Regions from separate parts of the Mus musculus genome. Here all the other regions are linked to region 7. The links are chromatin loops, found by intact Hi-C in ENCODE. Cell type or tissue: left cerebral cortex. All regions are shown on one strand. Each heading gives the region's core, and the rest is flanking DNA. Links, peaks and the distances in the headings are about the cores only. Region 1 overlaps A330049N07Rik (RIKEN cDNA A330049N07 gene). Region 2 has its middle 75 kb from the start of Ipmk. Region 3 holds the start of Zwint (ZW10 interactor). Region 4 has its middle 48 kb from the start of Gm34486. Region 5 overlaps A330049N07Rik (RIKEN cDNA A330049N07 gene). Region 6 has its middle 40 kb from the start of Gm22937. Region 7 has its middle 12 kb from the start of A330049N07Rik.

Region 1 (4,513 bases), core at 194-4,193, 86 kb after region 7:
CTTTGACAAAGGAAGTCTCAAAACAGCCTGGTAACTAAGACAATAGCTTTAATCATGTTTTAACTTTCCTTCTATTCACCACACTTATAAATGACCATTTTTTTTCTTATTAATGTGCCACACTACCCCATATTTAAAAATTATAAATTGGTCTTGAAAACATATTTACAAGCACACTTGTATATATGCAAATTTGTAAAACAAAACACACTCTGACACTTAATATTCCCATACAATTTGCTTTTTACTTTATTTTTATGCACATCATCTGGGGAAAGAGGCATGGATTTAATATTCCTTCATTACCAAGTACATAGTATTTCATTTTGTTTCTGTGATGAAGGTGTTAAGGATTTCCAGTTTGTGAATATGGCTCTTGCTAATGTTTTCACGGGGAGATGTGACAAATAACTGTTGGTTTTGTATTTTTATAAAATGGGTCTTGTCTTTAGTATCCTCATAGACTTGAAATTGTTCGACAAAATAGACCTATTTTAAATATTTAACTATCTTCACATGTTTTAAAAGGAGTGGGTTCTTTTTCTTGTTATACTTTGCTTTTTGTGTTTGTTTTTCTTTGGACTCTTTTATTTACAAGAAACACAACCTGACTCGGACTGAGTTAAACAAGAACAAACTCATTAAAGATATTGAGTATCACAGTAGCTCATTAGAAGCACTAAGCAGCAAGCATCATAATCCTGAATCATTTCATAGAATTACTACCAGTATACTGGTACAAAACAACAACAAAAGCAACAACAACAAATGGAGGTACCTGTCCTTAGTACTGTGTGAGGAGCTTCATCGATCAAGTTTGATAGTTCAGCTTGAGTGTGTTGAATTGTGGAAGTTAAGCCATGTGAAAATGTGGCTGGAAAATCACTGTAGCATACTCTTGATCTTTACAGCTCCTCAAACAGGAGTCTGTGACATGCACATATGCAAAACAACTTTCTAGAAAAAAAAAAAAACAAAAATGAAAACAGGGCCAATACTGGTAGCTTTAAGGACAAATCAGTCCTGGTTCGTTGGTAGCAGGATAGATGGATGGACCATGAGGAGCCAGGGAATGGAGCAGAGGCCAATGTGGAAGAACTTATCAGACCAGAGGGGCAGTACCAGTCAGTTCTATGTTGACACAGAGTCACAGGAGAGCTTTGAGCAAAACAAAACACAAACCCCACAAAGGCTAACTTATATTGCCAAATACTCAATCTCTCTTTAGTGTTGGAAGCCCGGGATGAGGGGAGGATCAACATCTTGGAACACAGAATGCAGGCTGGCCAATGGAGGCTAGTCTATGAAATAGTAGTCTCCTCTCCCAGAGCAATTCAGGAGAACTGGTGATTAGCCTAAAGCCTGTGGCTGTCACTGGGAGGTAGAAGTTGAGACAATATTTTTTACTAAATGTTAGGGAAGGGAATACAGCAAAATGTGGGTGAATGATAATTTTAAACTTTCATCCAAGACAAATAGAATTGAGGGCACTCGTCAGTGGGATGTGCAAACTTCACATCTAGGATGGAAGAAGCCATAAACGTGAGTTGAGGATATGTTCATTTGAAAATGTACGTTGGAGAGTCAAGTGGGACTGGAACTTAAGGAGTTGAACTAAGAAAGGAAAGCAAGGATGGGGATCACCTTTCCAGAGAGAGTAAAGGCGAGATAATCATGGAGGTCATTAGAAGAGGAGGAATGGGGAGGGAGAGCTGGTAGCGATATATAGAAGAAAAAAAAATACTGGAAGCTTGATTTTTAGAATGTTCCAATGTAAATACCCTGAGCTGAAGCCAAGGAACTAATGGAAAAGGAGAGGTATTAGTAAAAAGAGAAAATGAAAGTGTGCAGTACACAGTACTAAGAAGCAGAAATGACAAGGTTGTGCAAACTATCTCCTGGAGCCTCGTACAAGTATAAAACCATTGTAAGGGTGAGGGAAACTAAGTCCTAAGAAGCCGAGTTCCCACCATGGTTTGGGGACTTCAGTGAGGGCGGTGATCACCACAGTAAGTTAAATCATCAAGCCGGAGAAAGACAACTGGTTCTTGTTTCCTCTTCTACAAGGAATGTGGGGTGGGGGAGGGGACAGCCATGAAAGTAAAAGAGTAAAGGATGCTGGGAAGTGGACACAAGGGTAGGGATGGCCAAGGTGACAAGATCCATATACGGATGTCACAATTAAACTATCATTCTATACAACTAATATACAATGATTTAAAAATAAAGGGGGCGGAGAGAGACTATGGCTTTCTGGTGGCACAGTACTGCCACCTGCTGGACATAGTTTGTAAGCTTTATATCAGGATGACAGACCCACAAGGTTCCCAGCTGTGAGCTTCAATGGGAAGTGTGTCACATACAGCAGACAGAGGCTTCTACGCACTGAGTTGCGGATTTGGCTGGATGCAAGTATGCAACCCTGACAAATGTCGTTTTGAAATTATGGGAGTGAAAGTCTAATGGCTGTGTGTTTAGAAGATAAAAAATTTGGAGGTAGCTATGTTTTTATCAAGAGAGGAAAGATGGCTTGGGCACTGTTTAAATGGAGACTTGTTGAAGCATCTGGTAATGAAGGATGACGAAGGAAGGGTTGAGATGGCCTCGTTCTACAATATGTGAATGCAGGAGGGATGCCGCCAGCTGGTGAAGGGAGCCACCTATAGTGAGAAGCAGAGTTCGTTCTGGGAGGAGGTGAGACACCTGGGAAAGATGCACCAATCCCTGACACCATTAATGATACTCTGTCATGCTTGCTGACAGGAGCCTACTAGCATGACTGGTCTTTGCGAGGCTCTAACCAACAGCTGACTCAAACAGATGCAGAGACCCGCAGCCAAACATTGGATGGAGGTGGGGACTCTTACGGAAGAAGAGTTGAGGGAAGGATTAAAAGCCCTAAAGGAATAGTAACTCTACAGAAAGATCAACAGAAGCAGCTAACCTCGACCCTTGGTAGTTCTCAGAGACTGAGCTACCAGCCAAAGACATATACGAGCTGGCTCTATCCTCTCACCCTGGCACATATGCAGCTCAATCCCCCCCCCCCCCCCCATCTGGGTCCTCGCAACAACTGGAGCAGAGGCTGCCTCTAAAGCTGTTGCCTGTCCGTGGGATATATTCTAGCTGGGCTGCCTTGTCTGCCCTCAGTGGGAGAGGATGTACCTAGCCCTGCAGAGACTTGATGTGCCAGGTGGGTAGATTCCTAGGGTTTTGCCCACCATCTCAGAGGAGATGGTGGATAGGGGAGGGATTCTGTGATGGGGTGACCAGAAGGGGGCAGCATTGAGAATGTAAATGGTTGAATGAATAAGTAAATAAAACAAAACCAAAATCCAAATCCTGTATTTTGGATGTAGAACGGGTAGGGTGTGATCATGAGCCCCAAGATCAGCAGAAGGTAAGGCTGAGAAATGAGAGTAAACAGTGCACTGGCTAGGTCGTCTCACTGTTACTACCTGTCTTCAGGTGCATATTGCTATCTGGAGATTCTATTGTTCTCGAATTGATGCACTTTAGTGTACTTTATTTTTATTTTACTTAGTGATTATGGACTTACACTTGCCGAGGCAACACTATTTAACAGAAAACACTCCTATTTTCTTGCCCCCATTAGTATATACACTAATATACTAGCATCAAAGGACTTAGAAAACAACAGGTTCAACTTGTATTTTTATCAAGTAATTTACTTTAGAATAATTTTATATATGTATATAGCAATTTTATCATGCTCACACTCCATTAACTTCTCTTATCACTATCTCCCACCTAGTGAACCCCTTCTTTTTCCAATAAGCACCTCTTCCACTTTCTTTGTGTGTGTGTGTGTGTGTGTGTGTGTGTGTGTGTATCACACCAAGAGTAATTAGGATTGCTCACATGAACACGGCAGAAGTGTTATTGACAGAGGCACTGTGAATTGTCAGCATCTACACCACTGATGAAGATGCCCCCTCTCTGGCCAACACTAACTGCTAATATCTTGATGAGTAATTGGTGATATGAGAATAACTCACTGTACATTTGTTTCCCTCCCTTCAGACATTAGTACATGTTTTTGCCTGATTTTCTCTCCTTATTTGAGGGACACATTGCAATTCATTTGCCATAGAAATGGGTGATAAGAAGCTAAGCGATAAGGCAATCACTAAGCTGCCACGTCTACTTAGACTTGTGGCTTGTACCTCCTTTGTCTGATGTTAATCTCAAATTAAAGTCAATTACCTGCCAATTCTGTAATCTTCCTCACATCTAATACAACGCCCTAGCTATCTCATTGTCATCTTTTCCCTTAGATACCATCTCCTAATTCCTCTTCCTTCTAAGATGATGGCTCCCATAGACTCAAATATTCCAAGAGTATAACGAGGCTGATGAGATAAATTGTTAAATCAATACACATGACTCCACTCCAGGAGGGTCAAAGCCCTCTTATCTCCACTACTGAAACAGAGTTAAAAATCTCAGTAGAGTTTGTGGGTCCAGATTTTACCCTTGAATAAAGTATTCC
Region 2 (4,513 bases), core at 217-4,216, 1.7 Mb after region 7:
AGAGTTCTTTGTGTGATCCTGAAGACACAGCTGTGGGCTGCTAGGCTATCCAGTTAAAGCTGAGACAAAGGCAGAGAGATAGAGAGATAGATAGAGAGATAGAGAGATAATTCATAGGTAGATACATAGTTATAAAAGATGATTCATAGATAGACATAATTGATAGATATATAATTGAATATAGATAGATGATAGATAGATATAATAGATACATGATAAATACATAGATACATAGTTATAATAGATTATTTATAGATAGATACATAAAGTTGATAGATATATAGAGGTATAACTGGTAGGTACATAGATAGTTATAAAAGATGATTCATAGATAAATAGATAGATAGATAGATATAATTGATAGATATATGAGATATAATTGATAAATAGATGATAGATATAATAGATGATAGATACAGAGATACAGAGATAGTTATAACAGATTATTCATAGACAGATACATATAATTGATAGATATATAATGTAATTGATAGATACATAGTTATAATAGATGATTCATAGATAAATAGATAGGAAGATATAATTGCTAGATATATAAAGATATAATTGATTGATAGATATATAGATAAATAGTAAATATAATAGCTAGATGATAGATTCATGGATACATAGTTATAATAGATGATTCATAGATAGATAGATAGATAGATAGATAGATAGATAGATAGATAGAATTGATAGGGATATAATTAATAGAATATAGATACATAGATAGTTATAATAGATAATTCATAGGTAGATACATATAATTGATAGATAAAGAGATCAATTGATAGATGTTTGATATACTAGATAGAGGACAGATAGATAATAGGTAGATATAATGTATAATATGCTGTATGTGTATGCCTCTGTGTGTGTGTGTGTGTGTGTGTGTATGAGTGTGTGTGTGTGAGTGTGTGTGTGAGAGTGAGTGTGTGTGTGTGAGTGTGTGGGTGGGTGTGGGTGGGTGGTTGTGAGAGTATGTGTGTGAGTGTGTGTGTGTGTATGCCTGTGTGTGTGTGAGTGTGTGTGTGTGTTTATGCCTGTGTGTGTGAGTGTGTGTGAGTGTGTATGAGTGTGAGTGTGTGTGTGTGAGTGTATGCCTGTGTGTGTGTGTGAGTGTGTGTGTGTGAGTGTATGCCTGTGTGTGTGTGTGAGTGTGTGTGTGTGAGTGTATGCCTGTGTGTGTGAGTGTGTGTGTGTGTAGGACAGAGGTCCATGCTGAGCATTTTCCGCAAATGTTTTCTTTTCCAATTTACTCTATGTTACTGTAATTTTTTTAAAAACCCTCTGGCCAAAAGCAACTTTGGGGAGGAAGGACTTACTTGGCTTACACTTCCAAGACATAGTGCATCATTGAGGGAAGTCAGGGCACAGCACTCAGGCAGAAACTGTTTGCTGGCTAGCTCTCAGCTCACAATCACTTAGCTTTCTTATAAGCCCAGGACCACCTGCCTAGGAATGGTGCCACCCAGAGTGGGCTGGAACCTCCTCATCAATTAACAATCAAGACCGCTCCCAACACTCATCCCCATAGATCCACGGAGACTCTTCTCAAGTTGTTCTCACGGTGACAACTTGAGATACTGCTGACTAGAACAAGGTCTTTCAGTCTGAAGCAGATCAATTAGGCTAGGTTGTCTGGCCATTGAGCTCCAGGGATCTGCCTGCCTCTGCCTCCCAACATTTCTGTTACCTCAGGGCTCTAAATTCACATTTAATCTGTCTCCAACTCTTCACCACTGAGGAGCAGGAGGTCGGGATCCCGTGACTTTATTCCATTACCGAAATGAATTGAAAGACTACACAAAATCATCCCCAGCCAAGCCATCAATAACGTGAAAACATGCTCCCTGGGGACCGAAAATAGATGACTGCTTCAGTGTGAACATCCTGTGTGGGGAATGACTCTTAATTAAAAGAGCCATCTTCCCTATTAAGCGGTGGCTGCAAACTTGCTCACCAACTTTTAACAAGAGCATGCCTGCCACCTAGTGTCCAAAGCCTGAATAACACCCTCTGGCATTCAGAGGACCGTTTCAATTTTCTGGTGGCTAAAGGCCATGCAGGCGGCTATAGGGATAATGAAAAGTGACGTTCCTGCTTAAAATCTATAAATACACAGTCACGCCATTATAATAAGTTAGGCATTTATTGAAGTCTGTGAGAAATGCATCTAGCTAGGCACGATGATGCACAACTGTAGTCCCCAAGCTTAGGGAGCTGAAGCATGGGGGTCCTAACTTTGAGAGCAGTCCAAAACAATTAATGAGATTCTGTCAACTCTATGATGGAGGGTAGTTACAGACGGGAGCTGCAGGCTTCAATCTAAACTTGAGTGTGTTCTAGGTGAACTCCAGTAGGCTGCTTAGTGTCTTAGAAAATTAGTTTCTCATCTTTAAAAAATGGTATAATAATATTATTAATGATAATAATAATAATAATAATAATAATAATAATAATAATTTAGGATAACTATGAAATCCGCTCACCTATCTCACAGCCTGCACCATCAGACAGTGGTAGGGGGACCTCTAGGTCTACCAAGTATGTGAGGAACCCAACATTCTGTCCCTGGTACCGTAAGTCACCTTGCCTATACACAGGACAAAAAGTAAAGATTTTGCAGAATCCAGGACAGCATATTTTTTTTAAAGATTTATTTATTGTTATGCATAAGTACACTGTAGCTGTCTTCAGGCGCATCAGAAGAGGGCATCAGATCTCATTGTGGATGGTTGAGGGCCTCCATGTGGTTGCTGGGATTCGAACTCAGGACCTTCGGAAGAGCAGTCAGTGCTCTTACCTGCTGAGCCATCTCACCAGCCCCGCCAGCATATGTTAAACATTAGATGCATTTGTGTTCATATAGCTCAATAAAAATAATAATTTCCATGATATAGACGCATGTGAGCAAGAACCCAACAGAGATTCTGCCCACTAGTGGAAGGGAGTGAACAGCAGCCTGTCAGCCTACACCCTTCGATCAGTAAGATTCCAGTCTACCATTCATTCACAAGCCACATTCCTACTGTCATCATAGCAAGTTCTCCTCTGTGCACCTCCCCCACCCACCCCCGGGGGTGGGAGGGGCCATGACGGGATGGGGGAGGGGCCAAAGCATGTCCAAAGCCTTCCTCTACCTCAGCTAGCCTTGCAAACTCAACCCCTACTGATTCTTGTTGTCACAAGTCTTCCTTCCTAATCTGCCATCTGTCTACCTACTAGGAAAATGCCCCGTCCTGGGGGCCAGAGAGATGCTCATCAGAGAAAGGTGCTTGCCTCCAAGAGATGTGGTGGAAGGAGAGGACCAAGTTCTCCAAGATCTCCTCTGACCTTCACAGGAATGATGTGGAACACACACACACACACACACACACACACACTTTTCTGCTCCTTTACTTACTAGAGTCTTAGCCCTACAGGGATCTTGCTAATCCTCCCAGCTTATGCAAATGGCCCCCACAGTTTTCTGGCTTCAGTTTTGTCCTATCTCCTTTAGGGGAACTTCATCATGCCACCACTGCCTGGAGACGCTGACCACAGAACTCTGACCTCCAGCCTGAGTTGGCTTCACTTGAATGTTCACAGGTGGGTGGGTGTGCAAATGTGCGCTTCCATTGTGCTGGTGCCCCTTTAGGACACGACTCTCATTTTCAACTCAATGTTAAGACACAGTCATTGAGAATGTAAGCTGTGTGGATACAGTGCCCCACGTTGCATCCTTGTTAGCATCCATGTTGAGCTTGAAGTCGTTGTTCAAGCATGCTCGTGCACAAAACTAAAGAAACAAACACTATTGAAAGGAATTCCACGAGTCAAGCACTCTAGACCTTTCTACACGCAGTATCTGAAGCATAAAATCCACCCGGGAAGGTAAATGTTCCTTTTTCCTTATGAGTATGGAAAATTACTATCCAAAGACCTTAAACAATTTTTCCAAAGAAATGGTCAAATTCAAATCAGAGCTTGCAGATCTGTCTCTAAATGTGGTGTGTTGTAGCATGTAATGGTTGACATATACTTGGCCCAGGGAGTGACACTATTAGAAGGTGTGGACCTGTTGGAGTAGGCGTTGCCTCGTTGGAATGGGTGTGACTTTGTTGGAGTGGGCGTGGCCTTGTTGCAGTGGGTGTGGCCTTATTGGAGGAAGTGTGTCGCTGTGGGTGTGGGCTTTAAGACAAAAAGACCACCAACAGATTGGGAAAGGATCTTTACCTATCCTAAATCAGATAGGGGACTAATATCCAACATATGTAAAGAACTCAAGAAGGTGGACTTCAGAAAATCAAATAACCCCATTAAAAAATGGGGCTCAGAACTGAACAAAGAATTCTCACCTGAGGAATACCGAATGGCAGAGAAGCACCTGAAAAAATGTTCAACATCCTTAATCATCAGGGAAATGCAAATCAAAACAACCCTGAGATTCCACCTCACACCAGTCAGAATGGCTAAGATCAAAAATTCAGGTGACAGCAGATGCTGGCGAGGATGTGGAGAAAGAGGA
Region 3 (4,482 bases), core at 1-4,000, 440 kb after region 7:
CAGGCATGGCTCACATCTTCCCGCTTCAACCATTCAGCCCACACCCTACCTACAACCCAAGCCTACTCACGACTGGCATCTTCAGAAGCCAGAGCATCAGGGCTCTGCTCAGTGTCCTCCTGAGCCAGAAAAGTCTGTAAGAAGTTCACTACTTGAAGCTGGCTACAGAGCAGTTTGTCTTTCTTCCGCGAGTTCTGTTTACCGTGGGGACAGAAGCAGGGATTAGTCTTCCCTTCTGATACTAGAGACCAGCCATTTTGTTCTTCCCCATTGCTGCCCACTATTTCAAGAGGCTATCCCAGGACCAGCCCCGCCCCCTGTCTTCTGAAACGCTGGGTCCCACTTTGCACATACATACCCTCATAAACTCCTCCATGATCTTGGCAGGCAGCTCTGCTTCTTCCTGCAAGCCTACAGGTTCTAGAATGGCTGCTGCCTCAGCCAGAACCCTGTAAGGCATGAGTGAGATTGTGCTATGGTACCACACGAGCTCGAAGGAACATATGCAGTGGCATCTATGTCAGGAGGGTGCCAATGCTCAGAGGCTACCCAAGGGTCTTAAGGGACTTTAGGCTGAGATCAGAAACACCATGTACCTGGACAACATACAGTAGCAACTAAGCGCCATGAGGAAATCACCTGAAATACTGGAGGATAGGGACTGTGCAGACATGACTACATGTTTAAATAGGGGGGGTCACAATGGGTAAAAACTCGATGAATCCGTCTGAAAGCAGCAGGGGCATATATACAGAAACAGAGAAAAGCCAAAGTTCAGGCAAGCCTTGGAAGACATGCTAGTAATGGCTGATCTCAGAACGTATGATGTGTAACCCACCCAGCCTTTCCAGATTGGCTGGAACAATCCACTAGAGGACAGAGATACAGATAAAAAAATACTAAAGAAGAAGGTTGTGACAGAAGGTCCTAGAATGGTAAAGGGTTGGTTACGACATCTGTAATGGAGCTGGCTTTTTTAGAATACTACGCCACAGGGCTCAGGGTGGGTGAGGTAATGTCCCTCAAAGGCAGCATCCGACATAAGGTGACCTACGTCAGCCATCCAGATGTATCACTCCGCATACAGAAAGAAGTCCCTGCTTAGTCATACCCCTGCAGCAGAATGCCACAAAGACCCTAATAGGCATCATTCCAAAAAAGAGACGTTGTCACACAGTCAAATTCTGCACTCCTGAATTGAGGCGACATCAACCCTCAAAGGCCACACTCATGGAGTAGGATGACAGTCTTTTCGGGCTGCATTATCTTTTCTAATTGAAACTGCTCCTCGGGGCCTACACTCCAGAATCCAGGTGACATCGTCTCTTAGGGCCCGCACTCCTCAGCTAGGGTGACAAGATCCCTCAGAAGTCGCACTCCTGAACTAGGGCGCCACTGTCCCTCCGCCGCCACTGCCCGAGCCGCCGCCCCAGGCCCTCGCCTTCCACACTCACTCTTTCGTCGCAACAGCGTTGTTTTTCTCCGCAACAGCGTTTTTCTCCGCGTCCGCCATCGTTCTGTCGCTCACCACGCCTTTGGATTCTCCTGGACTGCCCGCCTAGGTCGAGATTGGTTTCTGGGTAAGTGGGCAGGACTTTAAATGACGTCACCTCTTTTCATTGGCCGGAGTCGATTCCGGTCCCGCCCCCGTACGCAAGCGTAGGCGGTTTTTCGGTTCTGGGGGCTGGCTGGAGGTTCTGAGCCTGCGCAGTAGGAAGCACTGATAGCTGAAGGCCAGACAGTGAGAAAGCAAAATTTGGTGGGTGCAGACACCGGAAAAAGGCTATTATCTGTTCCAGTAGTCACGCTTTCCTATTAAATGTACTGCTGCGGAAGAAAGGAGGTGGGCCTCTCCTCCACGACGCTGAAGAATACTGATCTTATAAGTAAATACTATATGAGTTCAAAACATTGTGCTTTTAAAGACCTTAATCAGAGATCCCAGTTGGGTCTCTTGTGTGGACAAGTCCCAGCTGAAACTGAGGGTGGGCGTTGGTCGCCAGAGTGCAGGAGGGAGAGAAAGAAGGCTGCACCTAGAGAACCCAGAGCCAGCAGCTTTCTGAAATACTCTGCTGAATCCTGAGCTGTATCTGAGGAAATTTCCTGAAGGGAATTTTAAAGATGCTTTGGAGATTAAAGCAGAGTCGATATTAGATACCATTTTCACAGATTGGTATTGAAGAATGCCTACTCAATGGTGAGCAGATACACCACTGAGAAGTGTCGCCTTGCGACTGGCAATAAATAACCCTACCTACGTTGAGCACTGCTGTGGCACCATCTAACAGATTAAAGGAATGAGGCCTTAACAATCCCTTAAATGTGAGACCAACTAGACTGCAATAATGAAGATGAGGTTACAAAAAAAAAAAAAAAAAAAAAAAAATCACCAAGCAGTAGGTTCGGCTTACAATTCCTGATCTTTGCTTAGTCATTCCCAGGCATGACTAAAAGAAAATTCATTATTAGATGAATAAGTCACTGTTTAGAACAGAAATGGATGTTAAGACATCAGACAAGCAGAACATCTTTGTGTTCCAGAGAAGGAGTAAACAGAAACCAAGATGTGCTACAGATGTGGGCAAGAGGAACTCTCATGTTACTGCTGGGTGTGTTTTGAAAACAATGTTTCCTCAAAGGGTTAAACATAGAATTACTGGATGATCTATAATTTTCCAAGTATAATTACAAAGGAAATTAACATATAAACACAAAAATGCACACAACACACGAAATCTGTAAGAGCCAAAAGTAGAACAAACCTGTCATGACACAAGGAATGAGAAGAACTACTGTAAATGGAATACAAATTTATAATAACCAAAAATGGGGTATTATTGTATGGGAATCTAGCAATGAACCTTGAAAAAATGAAGCCAGGTAAACAAAATTGCAGATTTGATTCTTTCTTTCTTTCTTTCTTTCTTTCTTTCTTTCTTTCTTTCTTTTTCTTTTTTCTATCTTTCTTTCCTTTTTTTTTTTTTTCCTTGTGTTTTTCCAGACAGGGTTTCTCTGTATAGTTCTGGCTGTCCTGGAACTCACTCTGTAGACCAGGCTGGCCTCAAACTCAGAAATCTGCCTGCTTCTGTCTCCCAAGCACTGGGATTAAAGGCGTGCACCACCACTGCCCGGCCTGATTATTTCTTTTATGTAAAATATACAAATAAGGCAAATCAATGAAAGCAGAGAGTGAATTAATACTTGACCAATAGATAGGAGAGGGAAGAGAAAGTAAGGTAAGGAGAAATCATTGAGAGGAACTGGAAAGGCATAGTGTCTTTTAAAGGGTTTAATAGAAATATTCTAAAATTAGATTACGGTGAATGTTGAACAAGATATATAAAAGGTTATTTTTATGCTAGAAACAAATGTCATAAAGCTGTTACTTATAGATGTGACACTAGACAAAGACCCGCCAACCTTATCAAGATGGACATTGTAATATGTGAAATTTGATGGCCTCGGTGGCAGATTAAACATGGAAATCAAATTAATAAGCTTTAAAGCATAGGAACCACGCAAAATGAGCATCTTTTTAAACAAATGAAACAACTTGGGTCCAACACTAGTAAACTGAGACACAAGTTCTTACAGCTTAATATCCTTTTAAATAAAGATCCTGAGTGCAAGACAATGAGGTAAGAAAAAAAAAAAAAAGCAAAGAAACAATGCAAAGACTCACAACAACCCCCACATGGAAATTTAATTATAAATCCAAAACTACCAAAACACCTCAAATCATTTTGTTGCGATTTCAACAACATTTTGTTGGATTTTGCAACTGTCATGGATCATAATGTAAATATTCGTGGTTTCGATTAATCTTAGGCGATCTCCATGAAGGGGGTCATTTTGAAACCCCTGAAAGAGTTGTGAGCCCCACAGGTTGAGAACCACTGCCCTAACACAAGAACCATGAATGAAATGGTCACTGCGTACCATAATTACTTAACTTAATCCAAGACCATTAATAAAAAGAAAATACCATAAGCAGATGGCAAAAGAAGGAAAACAGCTGCATGTAGAAAAACAAAATAATGAATATAGGAAGCATTTTGTTAGATATACTCAAGTAAAGAAGAGGAGGGAAAGGAACTTCAAAGAAAAAGCAAATTGACCTTGGTTTCTATATGCAGCAAATAGTCTTCAAAACTGACAGGTAACTAGAGGCATTTTTAGCCTGGAAGTAGAAGTGATTTTTTTTTCCAGATTCACACTCTATAAGAAAGATAAAATGCATTAGGTATATGGAAAAGTGACATCTGCAAATGTGAATATGTACAGAAGAGTAGAAAGTACCAGATATGGTAGCTATGTGAGGAAATACGTCTTTTCTTAATATTAAACATTTATAAAATATTAATGGATAGGTTCAGACAAGGAACAGATGTGGTAATACACACAGATTTCTAAAATATGCTCTAGTCTTAAGACCCAGCACTTAAAATGCCCAGCACTTTAGATCTTAATGTTATCTAAGTA
Region 4 (4,513 bases), core at 139-4,138, 1.6 Mb after region 7:
GTAAATCTGCTTCACTGAATCTTTAACAAGGTATGGCTTTTCTAGAAACTTCACATGAAGTTGAATGAAATTACTAGTGTTGCCAGAGTCTAAGGACTCTCTTGCTCACCATTCAATCAGAAACCCAAGAAAATGAAAGAAGTTTATCTCCAAGTCAGGTCCTAAAGAGAGGCAAGCCTACATCTCAAATCGCTTTCTCGGGGAGTCTTGGGATACAAAGAATATAAGGAGAGTACAGACACGCAGTAGGTGGCGAGTCGATGCACTGGGTAGGGTCTTTGTCACCCACAGGAGTGTCTTCTCACTCTACCCTGGGGAAATCCTCACAGTTTGCTCTCCTGAGCCTGGAGATGAGCCTGCCTCTCTCCTGCAGCAGAAAGGGCCAACAGGAAACAGCGCGAATCTGAGCTAGCTTTAAATGAACCCTTCTAATTCAGAAACGTCAAAAACCTTCACCCAAAGGCCACCACCTCATCTACACCTCGGCAGTTTTTTTTCACCTATCATTGTTTTTGTTTACTGCACTCATTTTGTTTCTAGGGATGCCCCTAGGACCGCCTGTGTGCTAGGCAAGGTCCCCAACGCTGAGTCCCTTTTTCACTTCACGTTTTGAGACAAGAGTCTCACTGAGCTAGCTGCTCAAGGTGCCCTTCAACTGGCTCTGCAAACCAGGTGGGCCTTGAGCTTTCTGTCCTCTTGCCTCCTGTAGCTGGGGTGGCAAGCTTGTGCCCGCCGGCTGGTTCTCCATTCTCGAACATCAGAAACGCTGGAGCGGTTTTTATTAGAAAAGTCCAGAAATCTTTCCAATTTATTTTTCCGAGCTATAATTTGTTTCCCACCCTCCCCACCCCCCAAAAAATACACGTTTGAAGTGTTTTAAGCAGAATCTGGTCATCTCAACCCATTTTATTTTTTTTTTCCCATTCTAAAATAGTTTATTATTTTACATGAATAAAATCTAAAAACAATAGATATAAGCACAAAAACTTTAAAGTTTCCCTTGATTATAAATTGAAACATACACTCATATATGCATTACTTAATAAACATATAGGCATAATTGATCACAGGATATTATAATGAAAATAATTTTAAATATTCTTTTCGTAGATGAGGAATTGACACACAACTGTTAGATTTTTTCTGAATATCCAACATACTAAAAGGAGGGCTTGCCTCCTGTGGCATGTAGTCTTTTTCTGCGAAGAATGGGGTAATACACTATAGAGTGAAGAATCATTTGAAGATGACTCAGAATGTATTACAGGAAATAAGGAGGGCATGTTTAAATTACTTATAAGAGAAAGTGTCCTAAAAGCAAGAACAATTCAACAATGGAATAGCTATCAAAGAGGTCATTGAAGAAGCATCAATAAGACATTCCAAAGGAGATTAAACATAATTCTAAAGGGAGTAATATAAGTGCCTGGCAATAACATCCACTAGCTACAGAGGTCTGAATACAATGACCTGTCATTTTCCCCACAGCCCTTGTGTCTATGATTCACGTAAAATAATCATGAGAGCAAATAGAGACAAGGTGAGCATCAAAGAGGGGATAGGATGAGACAAAGCAGGACCACAGAAGTGGCATGGCAGCATGGAAGATTCAACCCATTTTAGAATCCAGCTTTCTCCCAAAGTTTCAGCCTGAGAGACGGGCGAGACGGGAATAACGTTGCATGCACCCAGAGTGCCACCTAGTGTCTGGAAGTGGAAGTGACAGTCTCCAGTCCGCAGGGCTTAGTTTAGCTGAAAAACCAGCCAGGTGTTCTTTCCCTTGAGCAAAGCGGGCAATTAGGTTGTCAGAGAATCTGCAGGCATGGTGAACTTAAACAGTTGGGGATTTCTTGGGTATTTAGGGTGTAATTATATAATTAAAGTATATGCTTTACGTTCTAGTTAGAGCATAAGGGCTCAATAAGTATCAGGGTCATCTATAATATAATTTATATACAGAGATAATATAATTATATAAACGTTATATAATTATATAATTAAATTATATAGTATATGTTTTAGTTAGAAAGTAAGTGCTCAATAAACATCAGCTTAATACATAATATAATAATATAATTTATATATGTATATAAATTATATAATTGTATAATTATATAACCAGTATTAAATTATATAGTACATGCTTTATGTTCTACTTAGAGCATAAGTGCCCAATTAATATCAGCTTCATCCATAATATAATAATATAATTTTATATATTATATAATTTATATAATATATCATATTATTAATGTTATATAATTATACAACTAAGTTATATAGAATAGCATATCCTTTATGTTCTACTTAGACCATAAGTGCTCAGTAAATATCAGCTTCATCCGAAAGGGAGTCCCAGTTGCACATATCTTACCATCGTGTTAAAAGAGAAGAAGAAAGAGGACCACCCCTGCCCTATTCCAATGACTCTGTCTCCTGGTCACCCACAGGGTCCAGTCTTCCTCTCCTGCAGCTGCTGCTGCTTTCTGGCAGCCTGACGCTATCACTGTCTCTACAGTATCAACTATGTCTCTTCTGAACCCTGTCCCCATCACTAACCGCCCCTCCCGTGACCCTTCAAGTGAGAGAGAATGGTCGTCCTGACACCCAAGATCACAGTAAAGCTGACACCTCCCCGTTCCCATCACCCACCGCCCCTGCTCCCCGCCACCCCAACCCCAACACCCCCCCCCATCTCTCCCACTGGGTCCACAGAGACACCCAAGCTCCCACCCAATGCCATCTGCATGCCATAGCCAGGGATCTTCTCCTGCCATTCTCTCCCTGTTTGGTTTAGTTTCATTTCTGAGACACAGTCTCACTATGTAGCCCAGAGTCTCATTACGTAGCTAGAACCAAACTCTAAATCCTCCTGCCTCGGCCTCCAGCGTGTCGTCGATGTTATAGACAAGCCAGAGTCGCCCAGCTTCCTATCCAATCTCCAAAATGTGTTTCTTCATGACAGCGTCTTTTAGTCCCCAGAGCTCATGTAGTATTTTTCTCTTTTTATTCAATGTAGGCTTCTCTTGATATGCATGTCTTCTTATCTCACCTTTCAGTTACTTAATTAGCTTCTCCCCCTCCCCCTCCCCTGCTGGACTCCACATTGCTCAAGGGTGCCTGCTCATTTGCAAAGGGTGACAGAGCAGTCAGTACTTAACATAACAGCACAGGCTGCACATCCAAATTGCCTGGTGTAGCTCTCTGCCACTCGCTGCCTGAGTGCATCTGGCAAGCATAACTTCCTTAGGCTTTGTTTCTTGATCTGTAAATGTTCTATATTTAGAAAGGTTAACGCATGCCAATCCGAGGTCCACCTTTACCACACTGAATAACCATCCAGTTTTTTGGTTGGTACTTGAAGGCAATAGACGCCATATTTCAAAGTAAAGCCATCACAGAGCTCACAAGGTGGCGGGGAGGGTCGGAAACCAAATCAGCTTGGTAGCCAGAAAAATGGAAGATAAGGAAGACAGATTTTATGATGTGATAGAAATCTGTGAAATCAACCTTATCAAAAGCCTATCGCCGAGGAGGCCCCAGGAGTGAACTTAACGCTGTCGTTTAGCTGACTTGTGGTGCCGAGATGTTGTCTGAATAGTTAATGTCCATCCCCACAGATGAATGGTGCTCACAACCTTAATCAGAAAAGCTTTTCTTTGCAATGCGCAATGCTGGGTGAAGAGGCCACGCAGCTGCTCAGGTGCCGCAAACAAGCGAGGGCTGAGCCCCACCGCTCTATACCACCACATAAAGAGAAGAGCCGATGTGGGAACAGAAAGATCGGGAGAGAGGCTTGGAAATGCTGGCTTCCGGGCATGGCACAGCCGAGTGCTCATAGCAGCTGTGACTGTCTACAGTCGAGCCTCCCAAAACCATGTCTATGAATAATCAATCACGAAATGGGAAGGGGGCCGTCATCCTGCTCACCCCTGCTGAAGTAGTCCCTGCGGTCCTGACTCCTCCAGGATGGCAAGCGTTGCTTTAAAGAGGAATAGCTGCTGCCCTGGAAAGTGGAGCAAGACAGGGCAGACATAACTCTGACCTGAAGTACACTTGTGACAGAGAAACAAGTTTCTTTAGGAAGCTCCAGAGTAGACAGGCCTTCAGAACTGTCTCAATGAGGACAGGGACCTGGCTTCTGTCCCCACCATCACCGGGAGTCTCCTCTGGGAAGGAATGACAGTGTGCCGCTGCAGTACCACTGAGGCTAGGAGACCTGAGAACAGACATTGTATCTACAATTGGACATCAATACCCCACCTAGCCTGTGGCAGAGCCCACCTCTATTCCTCTACTGTGAATATCAAAATCTCTCGGTGAGTAAACAAGACGTTTCTCAGAAGTTGCCACACTGTCTCAGTTTCTCCAACCAGCTGGGGAGATCAAAGAAAACACCGGCTCTGAGATGAAAGTAGCCTGTGATCAGCTTATCTATCTGCCCTGAATCCCAGTTCTGAGGACCGACCCAGGATCTGCCAGAGGAGCAGATGCTCCAAGGCCCCTCCAACTG
Region 5 (4,513 bases), core at 259-4,258, 74 kb after region 7:
GATATAGGGGAAAGAAGAGACCAGAGAGGCAACCAGGGCAGTTCATGAGAGAGGTGAATTACAGTGCAGACTGGTGACCTGCATGGAAATGCTATTAAAGTCCCTTACCTTTGCATGCTAACTTAAAAAGTAATACAAATAAAACTACAGCCTTTGCTTTAAAGAATCATATAGTTATATATGACATTTAATATAAATTTGTTCATTCGTTTTTACTTTCTCTTTAATAATTTGTAACAGCTATCAGCAATTAGTTGTCCCATATAATATAAATTCTTAATCCAAGCACTCCATTAAATTACAGGTGAGGAAAGTGTCTACACCACACATCACATTTACTTAGTACTGATCATGCTGACTATTCAGGCTCACAAAATTAACCAGCATTTTCACGAAAAATACCTGCTTGAAAAGACAAATTTTGAAGCATCTTTCACACTCTCTTACTAGACACTTCCCAAGGTTAAGGTTGTAAATTCCAACACTGACCTGAGATAAAGGGTTCCTTCTTCATCCAACACTGTTGGTTAATTAGCCAATGAGCTTTCATCTCCTCCTGCAGCCATACTTATATATTTTACAAAAAGTTATGATATAAGATAAACTATGCACCATCTCTGTGAGATCCATTTGGATTCCTACTAGTGTCTACAAGGTATCATAAGGTTTTTATTCATGCTGTTCATTTGTTTTTCAAGCTGCATTTCAATTTTTGTCCTCACACAAATGGTTGCAATTTAGGAGGTTCGATATCATATCAATATCAAGGTCAATTTAAAAATCAAAATAAGCACAAAAATAAGCAACTATTATTTTACATGTTGACAATTGCAATGAATTAATAACACTGGACTCATTCAAGCAAATGAAAAATAATTTTAAATTGTATTAAAACAAAATATTTGTGAGCTTTGTAGTAAATATTATTCTTTGTAATAATAAAACATTAAAATTAGAAGAATTAGTAGTACTGCTATTAGTTCATATATTCATCAGATTTCATTTCTATTTGAACAGATTCATGTTTTTCTTAATAGTGAATATTATAAAACACAAGGCTTTACGATGTTATTAAATTTGCATTCTGTTAATCACGTTTGATATTTTTGGCAATTGAACTGGCTTTTATCAGTAGACTGTAATTATATATTTAATTTAGTAATTAATATTTGTAATAAGCAAGTACTCTATAGGAGCTAAGGTAACACTGAAGGACAGACAAAGCCTTATAAGTTACAATCATGCATATTTCATCCCAAAGATTTAAACAGATAATTCTTCTTAGCTTGAAGCATGTGCACTTTTAACAAAAAAAGAAATTAAAAATAGAAATTGTCAAATGAAGTCTTTTTTCCACATGATTTTGAACATTTAGACAAATAATAATGCTGTATAATTGGTAATCTCATTATCTCCTTTCCATTGAAGGATTGGATATGACTTATTTAATTTAGCTGAGTTTCTCTTCCACAGCAGCAAAGCAGGACATTCTACAAATATATTTCCTCCTGGACTGGGTATCAGTATGAAAATTTTAAAAGAAAAAGATTATGCTGGGTTTCCTGGGATGTTCTAAGGGGCATACTTCATGAAGAAATACTATTTGAGAAAACCTATTAAAACTTGGTAGGAATTGTGGAAGTCTATGGAGTTTACCCTGTTATCCGTTCTGCTATTCCTGCATCCCTATAGCAGACTTGCAGCTAAAACACAGGGTTCCGTCATTACTGCCCAGTTGAAGTTAAGATATTATAGCTGCAGAGCTTGGGACCTCGGCAATTAGGCTCCAGTTCAGCTGTCTCCTTCAGAAGAAAATCGTAGGAGGGTTTGGCAAGAGTTGGAGGCTTCCTTCTGTCTCTAAGCCCACCATGTGGTGCAGGCATGGCATCTCAGTACTCTAGAAGTAGAATCAGGAAGATAGCTAGGCTAGCCTAGACGACAGAGTAAAACTCTGTCTCAAACAAAAATCTATGGTTTTAGTGAAATCCAAATTGATGAGAATGCAAGAGAAAGTTGCTAAACCACATGTTAGCTCTTCAACCAGAGGCAACTGGGAAAGACAAGGAAGGGACCTCGAGTGTGAGCCCAAACTTCAAACTCTGCACTAAAAAAGATCCTCTCTTTAAAGGTGTCAGGCTCCCAATGGACCAATCCAGGTATGTATCCGTTTGTATATTACAACTCTGTGGTGATGGGAAGCTTGACAAGTGAATGCAATTCAGAAAGAGTCAGAGCGAGCCAAGGCAACAAAGGTTATGCTGGGTTTCCCCACTGGTCCCTCAATGTGAAGCTGTGCTTCTAGGAAGCTTTGACATCATCTTCACTTTGGGAGGAAGTAGAATTGATCAAAATAGTCTAGTCAGTTACCAAAACAAACACACAAGTGAAAAACAATAATAATGGCTGATTGGAAGCACTTGCTACTCTCGCAGTCCAGGTTCTTCGTGGCATCCATATCAGGTGTTTCACTACTGTCCATAACTCCAGCTCCTGGTACTCCCCTGCACTCTTCTGGCAACCAAGGATACTGCACCCACCAGCACAAAACCAAGCACAAACACTCATAAGCCGCACATCATTTTATAAAGGATAGAAACCAAAACGTAAACATTAACAAAATTGACAAGCCCATGTAAAAAACAGAGTTGTCTATCTCACAATGTCTATTCAGCACTGTAGGAGGTTTTTGGCTGGAGTAAAATGAAGCAATATTTTAAATTTTAGACAGCAATTAACCATGCCTGTTAGCAAATAATAACATACACTTGAAATCCACTTGGAGTGGAAATTTCTGGTTGTGTCATGTGATGCTTTTTTGAAGCAGACTCATGTGAAGTTTTGCTGGAGCAGACCCATGAGAGGACTCGTGATGTTTGTAGAGAATATCAGTAGAACCCAACAGAGAGTGATGGCTCATTTGCATTGCTTGCCATGAGAGTCTTCCTTGGTCTCCAGGGGTCACTGATGTCCACTTTGTTGACAGAGGCATGGCATAGAACTTCTCCTAGCTTTCTGGTTGGCCTCTGCTCACTACAGCTGATTCATGCTGATTGAGCAGAGGCCTGGCTGTTTCTGCTGGATCATGCCACCGATACTGATTCATGTTTGGTGACACGTTTGAACTGGACTGCTGGCATGCTGACAATAGAGATTGGAAGTGCTCCAAACAACTACTTCTAAACAGGTCTACATCCCCTTGTTCTAGTCACCATCTTTCCTCACCTACCTTTGGACTGTTGGCTAGAAGGGCAGTGGAAGCATTTGAGAACCCTTACTAAAGTAGATTTTGAAAACTCTAAGCCTACATCCACTTATAATGCAAGGTTTTTATTTAGAAGATAAATACCCAGAATTCCCATTTCCCAACATAAGCTTGTGACGAGCAATCTAAAATGAAATCATGAAGGCAACTTCATGCACACTAGCATAGAAGGAACAGCATACTAAGTCAAGAGTTGAACAAAGAAGATGAAATACTTTATTCTGCAAACTTATAAAAGAAACTCAAGATCCACAACATAAAGAAATAAAATGGTTAAAGAATGTAAAGAAAGAAATTAACGGTTGGTACATCAATCTTTCTCCTCTCAAGGCTCAGAGGGTGTGTCCTAAAAGGTCAAAGGTTAATAGCTGGTGGAAGGGGAAGTGATTTATGAATCGTTGTCCTCTGGACATGGCATGACTAACACATCATTCAACAAAAAGCATAAGATCTGCACAAGATCAAGCCAGTGAAAGTTCTAGCATGGATAGGAAAGGGGTTCCTGAGGCTCATCCCCAAGTCTAGGAGCTTTTTGCAGGTCATGGTTGCTGAGGGAGGGAACCTCACTTCCCCTTGGGGAAATAGGTTACCCATGACCTAATTAAGGAGCCCATACACATTTGCACATGGCATCAAAACTTGGACTCAGTGCGATGATGGTGATGATGATGATATAACGATGATGATGATGACAGTGGTATTGATGGTGATGGTACTGATGGTGATGGTGGTGGTGATGGTGCTGATGGTGAGGATGTGGTGGTAGTGAAGGTAGTGATGATAGATTCAACTTGGAAAGGGATGGGTTAGAGGTTCATAATGGGCACGAGCTGAAGGCACTGTGGAGTTGAAAGGTTGGAAAAATAAGCATCATTACATACGCGCAGGAAAATTTCAGAAAATTAAAAAGAATATACTTTTAAGTAGCCATCATATCACATATCAAAACTGCTAAAACAACTTCTTTGAATGGAATAATTGGCAAGGGATGGATTGTCATAAAAGCATTTTCCCCAGTATTGAACACAAAATGGATTTATAATAATGTTCACAATTATGACAGGTGATTTCCCTTTGTTGAGATGAACTTTTAAAAGCTTTACCTGTTGCCATGACTTGTGTTTCAAAGTGGAACATTAATTGCAGAATCCCTATTTAATTTTCTCTTCACACTGAAATAAATGAAGTATAAATCCAATATTTGGATAGTCTGTCTGCTAATGGTGCTAGCTCATTTAAAGACATCTTTTC
Region 6 (4,513 bases), core at 354-4,353, 1.2 Mb after region 7:
CCTTGTCTGGCTTCTGCAGACACCAGGATGATTGAGTGTACACACACACACACACACACACACACACACACACACACATTAAAAGTTAGAACAAAATAAAAGCATTAAAACAATAAATGACATAGATTCTTTCCCAGAAAACTCTTGTGTTTAAAATATGGCAATCAATGGTGCATTTTATTTTCCTCCTTAGTAAAGACAGTGTGTTTTCCATGTGACCATTGACCATTGACACAAGGCATTGATATTAACAATGAACAAACATTAGTGAGAATCAAAAGCTAAACTGCAACAATCATTTCCTTTGTTACCAGACTCTCTTTAAATTCTTGCTGCACTCCACTGATGTTTATAAATGTCTTAGTATAGGCTGTACTGTGCATCTCCAAAATTCATGTACTACCTCCTAAACTCCAGTATCTCTACTAGGGGAGAGAAGTTATTTGCTTTTCAACATATTCTGAAATGTAATATATTACTAAATCCAATAATATACTATACATAATATACTTATATATAATATAGTATATAATATTGTATATATAATATACTAACTCTACTAAATCTCACTCTCTATATAATATACTAATTATTGTAAACATCACTCTCTCTATAAGATACTGACTCTCTCTCTATATATATATATATACATATATATATGTATATATATTATGCATATATATATTATACATACATACATACATAATACTAACTCTAGTAAATTTCACTATATATATATATGTGTGTATATATATATATACATATATATACATTATACTAATTCTAGTAAACCTCACTCTAATACCTGCTATGTGTCAACTACTCAACACTGTATGAAGCTGTTGTAAAATGGAGGCAAGGGATCTTGTGATCTAATTAACAAAATAGTGCTATCTACGCATAGTTTGCCTAAGTTTGATTATATAGTGTTGCCTGTATATGCATGTGTATGAGACCATTTCCTGTATCATGGGCAGCCCCTACATGCCCACATCCCTGTGAGCACTGACCCTCTCTCCACAGTAGTCATCTGGTACCACTCTTAAAGGCCAAGAATTTGCACACCCAAGTTTTTCTTGTCTGATTCTCTGTGCAAATTAAAAGTAACCGAGTTTTGTCAAGTGCATAATACTAATTACAAAATAATAATGATTATCCCTATATCTTATTTTCATATTTCATGCAGTATTCAAACTATTTATGACACTGTCCTGCCTAAACCTTCCAACAGACATATGAATAACTATCAATATCCTTTTCACAATGAGGAAACCAAGGCCTAGGATAGCTAAAGAGTCAAAGAGCACGCCCAAGTTCACAGAGATAATGAACACAGAAGCAAAGATCTTCCCTGATCTAAAAATCAGCTATCACCCACTCCTCTGCTTTTCCAGTCGAGGCCTACTGTGAAACTCACCTAGCAAGATGCCCTGGAGCTGGAGTTACAGGTTGTTGTGACCCACCCAATGTGGCTACAAAAGCTGAAATTGGGTCTTCTGCAAGAATAGTCTGTACTCAACTTCTCTCCTCTCTCTCTCTCTCTCTCTCTCTCTCTCTCTCTCTCTCTCTCTCTCTGCAATGCTGCTATTTTTTTTAACAAATCATGGTTTTAGAAACTTTCAGATCCACAAAAATAATGCACAAAAAAAGTTGTTACACGCACACTTCCAACTTTTTCAAAAACAACGGCCACAAAATTACTGTCCTATCAGTGGCTTGAATTAAACTGCCACCTTACTTTCCAATGAAAGCTAAAAATAATTCTAGTTTACTTACATTTATCAAAAGCAAGGACAACAAATCATGAAAGAGAAAGGAGAGTCGAGAGAAATGATAGGAAGAGCTAAAAATGCTTCTGTTTCTGAGAAGTGTTACATTTTCAAATTATAGTATTCCATCTTCAGAACAAACAGTGAGGACAGCAACAATGTCTGGGGACTATTGTAGAGATGTTCAAAATGGGAACAACATAAAAATCTGCCATACAACTTTAATGTGGCTAAATAAATCCTCAGGTTGTTAAAAGTTGTTTTATTGTGCTTGGATATGTTTACAATTAAGCCAATATTTTCCTATGAATTTTCCAAGTTCTTGGAGACGTGGTTTCACCATCACTGACACACAATTCTGCTGAATTTGTGTTGAAACTTGGAGAGCCTGGACTGTATGTCAGAATCTGTGGACAAGAACCATGTCAAAAAAATCAGTTATTGCTTGCCCAAGCTTTTTCGCTGTACAGATGAACTTCATCTAAACAGGTTAACTCCACTCAATGCTTGTCACTTATAAACAAAAAAGGGTTTTACCTGCTTATTAAAAAGCTTCATAAATAATAGAAGACCAATCAGAAATCCTGTCAATTCCTTGTCCTTTCATTATTATCATTTGATTTGCATCAGAGGAATGAGAGAGGACCTTCCCCTCCTGCCCCAGCCCCCAGAGATTCTCAGGAAGACAGATGAAGGATGGAAAGTGATCACAGCAAATTCTATCAGGACAAGACCTAGTACATAGCCTAGCAAAGCCAAAGGTCGCCACCTAGAGGTGTCAGAGGTGCACTGTCACTTATTTGCAGAAAAAATTGTAATAGCATTTTGTAAGCATTTCCATGAGAAGAATTGATCGCTGACGAGCTGGCAGCCTGCCCAGCTCTGCAAACGGGTGTGAACTCTCACCCTGCTCTGATGCATTTTAATGTCGTGCGAGTACGTTCAGCAGACACTGCTCAGTCGATCCACCTTGACTTCTTTCTGTTGGAATTCCTAAGACAGCTGGATGAGAGCCCCAGCTCTCCCACCCCTGAGCTGTAGACTATAAAGGCATTCATTTATTCTCTAACCTGTGCATCTCTAACATGAGACTATCAGACTTGCTTAACAGAAATACCATGGAGTCCAGGTCAAATGCAACCCGTGGCTTCGCCAATTACCCTGGGAGAATTATTTTCCTTCAAAACTCTTTGCTTGCTCAGATGGACGATTTAAAAGATGAAGGTAACCATGGTATCTCCCTCAAGGAGTTGTTAGAGATTAAATGAAAGGCTGGTACTCTGCCCTAACCACAGTAGCAGCCTAATGGAATCCATGCTTGATGGCTGATTGCTTTCTGTTTGTTTGATCCCTCTTAGTCATAACCTTCTAACAGCTCAAATAATTTGCCTAAACCATTACACACGGGTTCTACACAGATCTTTTAAATCCATATGGCAATTAGCTGAACAAGTCTACCTTCAGAAATTTGGAATTTTCATTCATTTTTTCCCCTTCATTGGCTAATTTGAAGCCATGGAAATCCTAAGTCTACACCTCTTGGGAGACCTACTTAGCTTTGAAGCAAATCTAATTAAACAACTGAACTCAAAAAAGATATCCAAAGAAAAGCCCACGTGCCTCCAAGTACTCCTGCCCCTTAATTCCATACAGATCGAAATTTGCATTGGAAATGAGATCCATAACGTGTATGTTTTTAGTCCACAGGATTCAAGTCCTGTATTTCTGTAGATTCCATGTGTGCAGCATTTTTAAACAATGACTGTTTGATAAAAAGACTCCAAAGTTATTCTCTATGCAGATGTCGCTTTCATGTTTTTGAATACAGATTCTAATTACGTAGTGAAATATTTTCATCTCTCATTCTTTGGAAATACTCCTAATCTACCAGTCATCCACTTTTGTACTTGTCTATCTCTAGTCACATTACTGAAGAAATATTTAGAATCCAATGGAAATTGAATTGCTCAAAATATATTAATGTTTTTGGATCGAGAGAGAGAGAGAGAGAGAGAGAGAGAGAGAGAGAGAGAGAGAGAATACAAGATCCCATTCTGAGCTATTTGGACATTCTGTGTAGCAAGAATATTTTGTGTATTGCATGGATGCATCTCCTGTCAGTTAAAAATCCTATGGCCTATAGGAAAAGATATAATAGAAGGAGGGACATCTGGGAAACGAAAGAATTCTGCAATAGAGCCAGATGGGAGATGTGCTCCAGATGATGCAAGGAGATGGCACATGGTACCCAAGCACAGGTAATCAGCCACATGGCAGAATGTAGGTTAAAATAATTGGGTTATTTTAGTTATGATCTAGTGAGAGTAGAGCCTAGCTATGTGGCCAAAGTCTGTGTAAATATATTTTAAGTCTGAGTCTTATTTCTGGAAGCATGGGGCTGACAGGAAGGCTGTCATCTTCTACAGTTTTGTCCTTTCGTTCCGGCCCACACGACTTTATGAACTCAGCCTTGACTGAGCAAGGGCTGAACTCAGGTGCAGGATCTAGGCAAGCACGACTGCTCATAAGCATAGATTTCTTTTAAAAGGCAAAGAAATGAAAGCCAACAGGAAATGTTGCTATTTTTTTCCTATCGGGTCAACTTGCTATTTAAAGCAGGCTTTATGATGACAATTTACTCGGAAACCTGGAGCCCTTCTGTCGTCTTTGAAAGTACACAAGCAAAAACTGGTTTTCCTTTTTTTTGTTTTGTTTTGTTTTGTTTTTTTGTTTTTGTTTTTTTT
Region 7 (4,513 bases), core at 265-4,264:
ACAACCGAGGTTATCATCATGTCTGTCCTCTGCACGTTGAAGTGTGTGCGTGTGTGTCTGAGAGAGAGAGAGAGAGTCAGAGAGAGAGAGTCAAAGAGAGAGAGAGAGAGAGAGAGTATAAACACACTATGTCCTTTATTCTACCCTTCTGAAAAGCTGCATCTTCCTTCTGCCTACAAGCATGGAAGCCTTCAGCCCCCATTGGCTTCATTTGGACATTAAGAAAACTTGCTACTAGGAAACTTTTGGGGGAGAAGGGAGGATGCTGAGCTGTGGTAGCCGTTGTATATGACAGGGACATTTATTTCCCATAATTCTTGCCCACGGGAAACACATCCTTTAATAAACTACATCAAATCAAGTTAGACATCATCCAAATCTCAAGGTATCAACTTCTCCCGGAAGCTGAAGAGCCCCCCCCCCCCCCCCAGCTCAGGGCCACTGAAGGATTTAGCACTAGGCATTCTGGTGGGAGGTGGAGGTCGCGGTCCCTGCGGGGTCCTGGGTCCCCAGAGTCTCCAAGAGGAGAGGTGAGCAAAGAGAAGAGGGAGAGAAGCTGGTTGCAGGAAACCAGACACGCTTTTGAATTCTGAGCTGGGCCTGAGAGTCAGGATCCCACCCCCTTGCCTACCTTCAGGCTCCAGCGAGCACCGCGGCGTCCTCCCTCAGAGCCTCTGCAGCCACAGCTGCACTGACCCCTGCCTGCTAGCCCGGGTCCCGCAGAGCGCGCCTGCCCCGCGCTGCACTCTCCACTAGTTCCCAATTGAGAGGCAATCAGCAAGGCGATTAACATCCACTGTGCGGGCACCCTCGTCCCCAAACCACGTAGCTAGCTCTTCTTCCTGCGCTCACCGAGCTTGGTCGCGCCGCAAAGGGTCACCCGGGGAGTCCCCGGCCGCAGCTCCTTCCTGGTGCTCGCCCGCTACCACGCCGCTCCTGCCGCGCCTCTCACCCGCGCGCCGGGCGATTCGCTTCCCGGCAGGCCTGGGGACACCGAGCGGGGAGGATCGATCCAAACGGCAGATTCCCCGGGAAGACAGAGAAACTTTGATGCCGCCGCTGCACACGCTGCGGGAGAGGAAACCAAACAAGTTGCAGGTGCGGGTTCACCGAGGCGCCTTCCCCAGCTGGGAGAAAAATCACCCGGCGCCCGAGCCCGGGAGACAGCTCTCTGCTCCGCGGGCGACCGCGGGCGCACCTCGCGGTCCCTGATCTGCTTGTGCAGGGGAAGGCACGGGGACGTCTGGGGTCCACTGTCAGACGCGAGTAGCCAACGCGCCTCCCGCTGCTTAGGATGCTGGCACCCGGTACTGATGGGACCCAGACCCAACGCAGCGCCTGGGAACAAAGGCTTCCAAGCTGTCGCCTGCCCAAGCGGAGAGGCTTTCTCCCTCCCCGCAAAGTGACTGCTCCAAAGTCGTGTCTCTCCTGCGCGGGGACCCGCACGTTTAAAGGCCCCAGCGGACGTCAGCGGCTGCCGGGCCCGCGGGGCGAGCGCCAGGTCTCCCCGCCCCACCGGTTGCAGCGCTCGGACGAGTCTGCCGCTGGGGCCAGAGAGGGCGCCGGGCTTGGGGGGTGTCGGTGGGAGGGAGCGAGGGTGGCGCACGGGGTCCGAGTCCCACGGGTCCTGCAGGGCGGCACCGAGCGTGGTGCGCTGGAGGAGCGGAGCGGGCTCTGGCCACTATGTGCGCGCGCGCCGCTGGCTGGATCGCCCAGGCGCTCAACACCTGGTTCTGGGAAAACACACTTTTCTGGTTTGTTCTTGAGTCATCGCTGATTCACTTGGAGGAGCTCAAACCCACCGAGACATCTTTTAAGCTGGAAAAGAAAAAAATTAGATTGATCGGTCTTGAAATTCCTATGAAGGAAGGCAACACCACGCTAACTTCCCACAGCCCCCACTGCCAACCTAGGGACAGTACGCGGAAAATGTCCACGTGTTCAAATGTCCCACATGCATCCAGCCCCACATACCCAGACACAAACCTATGGCCATCTTACTTTCCAAAACTCATCAATGACTTAAGAGCTTTTGCAGGGGGGAATAGTATTCCAAAAACAAAACCAAACAAAACAAAAACCAAGCTTGCGCTAAACGACATATTCCAAGGTTTCTGTAGGAATTTCCAAGTTGGCGTGGAGAAATTCAAATAACTTTGCATATCTGAATAACGAAGTCTGTTGCACACTGATTTTTAGGATTTCAATCACGAAGGCGTGATATTTTAGAGATATAGAGTCAGATTAAGCAGAAGTTGAATCCATAATTTGGGAGGCAAAAATCCCCCATTTCTAGCGCGTTTTCTTACACCCCATTCAGGAAAAGTCAAGATTGTCACAGCTCCAACCTTAGAGGTCTATGCCCTGTCCTGGGTTTCCCGCAGATTCCTGGTGTCAAGCTGAGAACGACAAAGGATGCAAGATCTCAACACCTGAGGAACTGGAGGGGCAAAGTCCAGATGCAACTGGATTTTCTCCTCTGTGAACTCCCTTCAGAGTCTTCACTTGAAGTCTTTTAAAGCGACATCATGACAAATTCCTCCAGACAGCAGGCTCCTTTTTTTATTCCACCTGTACTGCCCGGCATGTCTCCCTCTAGCGGCCATGCTCGGGAAAACAGGCTCCATGGGCGCTTTAGCTCCCCACCCCCTTTCCTCCAGCTTCCTTTTCTGGTTCTTCTGTCTTCCCTACTAGCTTCCTCCTCTTCCCTCCCTAACTAACCCGCACCGTTCCGAGGACTCTAGACCTAACAGCCCCCACCAAAGCGCGCGCGCGCGCGCGCACACACACACACACACACACACACACACACAGGTTCCTACCACAAAGGTTCTGCCAGACTCTCTGGGAAGTGCCTCATTAACCGAGGCATTTGGGAACTTAGAAAACAGAGTATTTTTGCTCTGGGTGGTGAATTCCTTCGGAAGATTTGGTGAGGAGGGAAAACGGCCTTACCTATTTTCTAGAATCATATACTGGCAGATCATGTCAGCACTGGGGACCCTAAGGTAGAAGAATCAAGAGTAGTTCCAGGTCAGTCTGGGCTACTTAGCAGAGCCCCTGCCTTAAACAAGGATGCAAAATAAGCAGAACAACAAACAAAACGAACAAACCTGGCAGATCAACTTTAGTATTCATTCATTCATTCATTCATTCATCACTTAAAGAGTTTGATGGGAGAGTAGCGAAATCAGCAAGTCAGGGGTTCACTGAAACAGTCCTTCCTGGTTGAAGGAATAGGGACCAAGAGGGAGACAGAAACCCTGGATTCTGCATTCTATCTTCTGCTCACCTGCCTATCCATCTCTGATGTCAGAAGCCTGGTCTTGGCCAACGCTATGAAAGAAGCTACTGGGTTTACTATCTGCTCAGTTTGGATCGGGACCTGGGTAACAGGAGCACAAAAACACTCAGATCCACTAAGTGGACAGCCACTAAGGCACCAGGTGGTGATGCGCCTAGTTCCCTAGAGCCACCAAGATAGAGGCTAGGAGGCGGGGCAGTGGCTGCTTTACCCCAATCATCATTAGGGAGGCGGGGCAATGGCTGCTTTATCCCAATCATTAGGCCACCTGGAGAAATTGGCGACACCAATTTCTAGAGGACATGGTGCACCCAGCATGTAGCACTTGAGCAGGAGAAACTCCCCCAAAGTGACAGCATCTGGAGTCGCTGCCCGCTGCATTCCTTTCAGAAGCTTGTGAGCGAAGCTGCTCCTATGAAGGATAGAAGGATGCTCCAAATGGCCCAGTTGCTACTGGGAGGTTTTCTAGCCAGAAGGTCGCCCCTCCTGCCTCCATAGAGCCCCAGGTGCCTGACGCTTGGCTTTCTCTGCGCATCTGCTTGGACCCGCCCAGGCCTTTTGCCTGTGCTGTACACGCCCCGCACCATGGTGACCTGCATCACCAATGCGCAAGCGCAGATGCAGATGGACATCTGAGAGCAAGGTCCTGTCTAGAAGCAAATGTTCCTGCCTTCTCTCTGGCTGGCGGCTTCGGGAACTCGCCCTACCTCCGCCCTCCTCCAAGTCTCCTGTATGGAACTGTGGGAAAGACACTTTTCCTCTTGGGTGCAGAGAAATGTAGCGAGCATGGGGTCTGTCCGCATCCCCAGTAGCCCTGGAGACACATACTAGGGCAGAGCCTAGGAGAAAAAACAGCAGGGCACTGAGTGGTTTGTAGTTCTTATAATCGCACATCGCTCCCGAGGAGTGACTCAGTGTTTGCCCCCTCTGTGTGGACCTGGTCCATCTGGCCAGATTCACCTGCAGGGCTGCCCTGGAAGAAAGCTATATCTAAGTAGCACTACACAAGGGAGGTTGGACATAATCCGGGGTTAAGAGGAAGCTTTCTAGAGCACAGAGAACAAACTTCGAGTTTCCTCGGAACCAACGGGGACTTCTACACTGGAGACGAATTACCATGGAACCTCCCCATCTGACTTAAAAATGCCTGCTTTTTCCCACACCATAACAGTTCAAGCCTTGTAGCATGGAAAACCGTGTATTTTATTT

Evidence for each region. Peaks named below come from ENCODE experiments on the same cell type or tissue, not always from the same donor. Only the 100,000 strongest peaks of a DNase experiment are listed, where the experiment ranks them.
Region 1: it touches region 7 in a loop (2.8-fold over the local background); 2 of 42 quality-filtered maps call a loop at or near these places.
Region 2: a loop joins it to region 7, with 3 times the contacts of the local background. A loop is called at or near these places in 2 of 42 quality-filtered maps.
Region 3: a loop joins it to region 7, with 7 times the contacts of the local background. A loop is called at or near these places in 5 of 42 quality-filtered maps.
Region 4: it touches region 7 in a loop (5-fold over the local background); 5 of 42 quality-filtered maps call a loop at or near these places.
Region 5: a loop joins it to region 7, with 2.6 times the contacts of the local background. A loop is called at or near these places in 2 of 42 quality-filtered maps.
Region 6: it touches region 7 in a loop (6-fold over the local background); 2 of 42 quality-filtered maps call a loop at or near these places.

What each region holds. Positions count from the first base shown.
Region 1 is chr10:73,009,850-73,014,362 of GRCm38, reverse strand. The region is part of intron 2 of A330049N07Rik (RIKEN cDNA A330049N07 gene); the gene reads left to right. Among named protein-coding and RNA genes, the nearest start is that of Gm34776, 39 kb to the right of the region's middle. In left cerebral cortex, for the core only: CTCF peaks have their summits at 2,268 (motif pointing left) and 3,260 (motif pointing right); DNase peaks (open chromatin) are centred at 2,273 and 3,355.
Region 2 is chr10:71,420,287-71,424,799 of GRCm38, reverse strand. No RefSeq gene overlaps it. Among named protein-coding and RNA genes, the nearest start is that of Ipmk, 75 kb to the right of the region's middle. In left cerebral cortex, for the core only: CTCF peaks have their summits at 2,005 (motif pointing left) and 2,961; a DNase peak (open chromatin) is centred at 1,976.
Region 3 is chr10:72,651,950-72,656,431 of GRCm38, reverse strand. It overlaps Zwint (ZW10 interactor), which reads right to left and starts at 1,586. Exons shown (of 8, transcript NM_001293683.1): 1 at 1,455-1,586; 2 at 359-449; 3 at 71-194. The coding sequence starts at 1,513. In left cerebral cortex, for the core only: no CTCF peak of the experiment used is centred there; DNase peaks (open chromatin) are centred at 55, 1,100, 1,636 and 2,221; H3K4me3 peaks cover 2,190 bases; H3K27ac peaks cover 2,277 bases.
Region 4 is chr10:71,477,323-71,481,835 of GRCm38, reverse strand. No RefSeq gene overlaps it. Among named protein-coding and RNA genes, the nearest start is that of Gm34486, 48 kb to the left of the region's middle. In left cerebral cortex, for the core only: a CTCF peak has its summit at 1,712 (motif pointing left); a DNase peak (open chromatin) is centred at 1,706.
Region 5 is chr10:73,022,815-73,027,327 of GRCm38, reverse strand. The region is part of intron 1 of A330049N07Rik (RIKEN cDNA A330049N07 gene); the gene reads left to right. Among named protein-coding and RNA genes, the nearest start is that of Gm34776, 52 kb to the right of the region's middle. In left cerebral cortex, for the core only: a CTCF peak has its summit at 2,527; a DNase peak (open chromatin) is centred at 1,820.
Region 6 is chr10:71,855,854-71,860,366 of GRCm38, reverse strand. No RefSeq gene overlaps it. Among named protein-coding and RNA genes, the nearest start is that of Gm22937, 40 kb to the left of the region's middle. In left cerebral cortex, for the core only: a CTCF peak has its summit at 2,537 (motif pointing left); a DNase peak (open chromatin) is centred at 2,555.
Region 7 is chr10:73,096,335-73,100,847 of GRCm38, reverse strand. It overlaps a transcript of Pcdh15 not described here. Among named protein-coding and RNA genes, the nearest start is that of A330049N07Rik, 12 kb to the right of the region's middle. In left cerebral cortex, for the core only: a CTCF peak has its summit at 2,593 (motif pointing left); DNase peaks (open chromatin) are centred at 1,653, 2,617, 3,546, 3,913 and 3 more places; H3K4me3 peaks cover 3,580 bases; H3K27ac peaks cover 2,300 bases.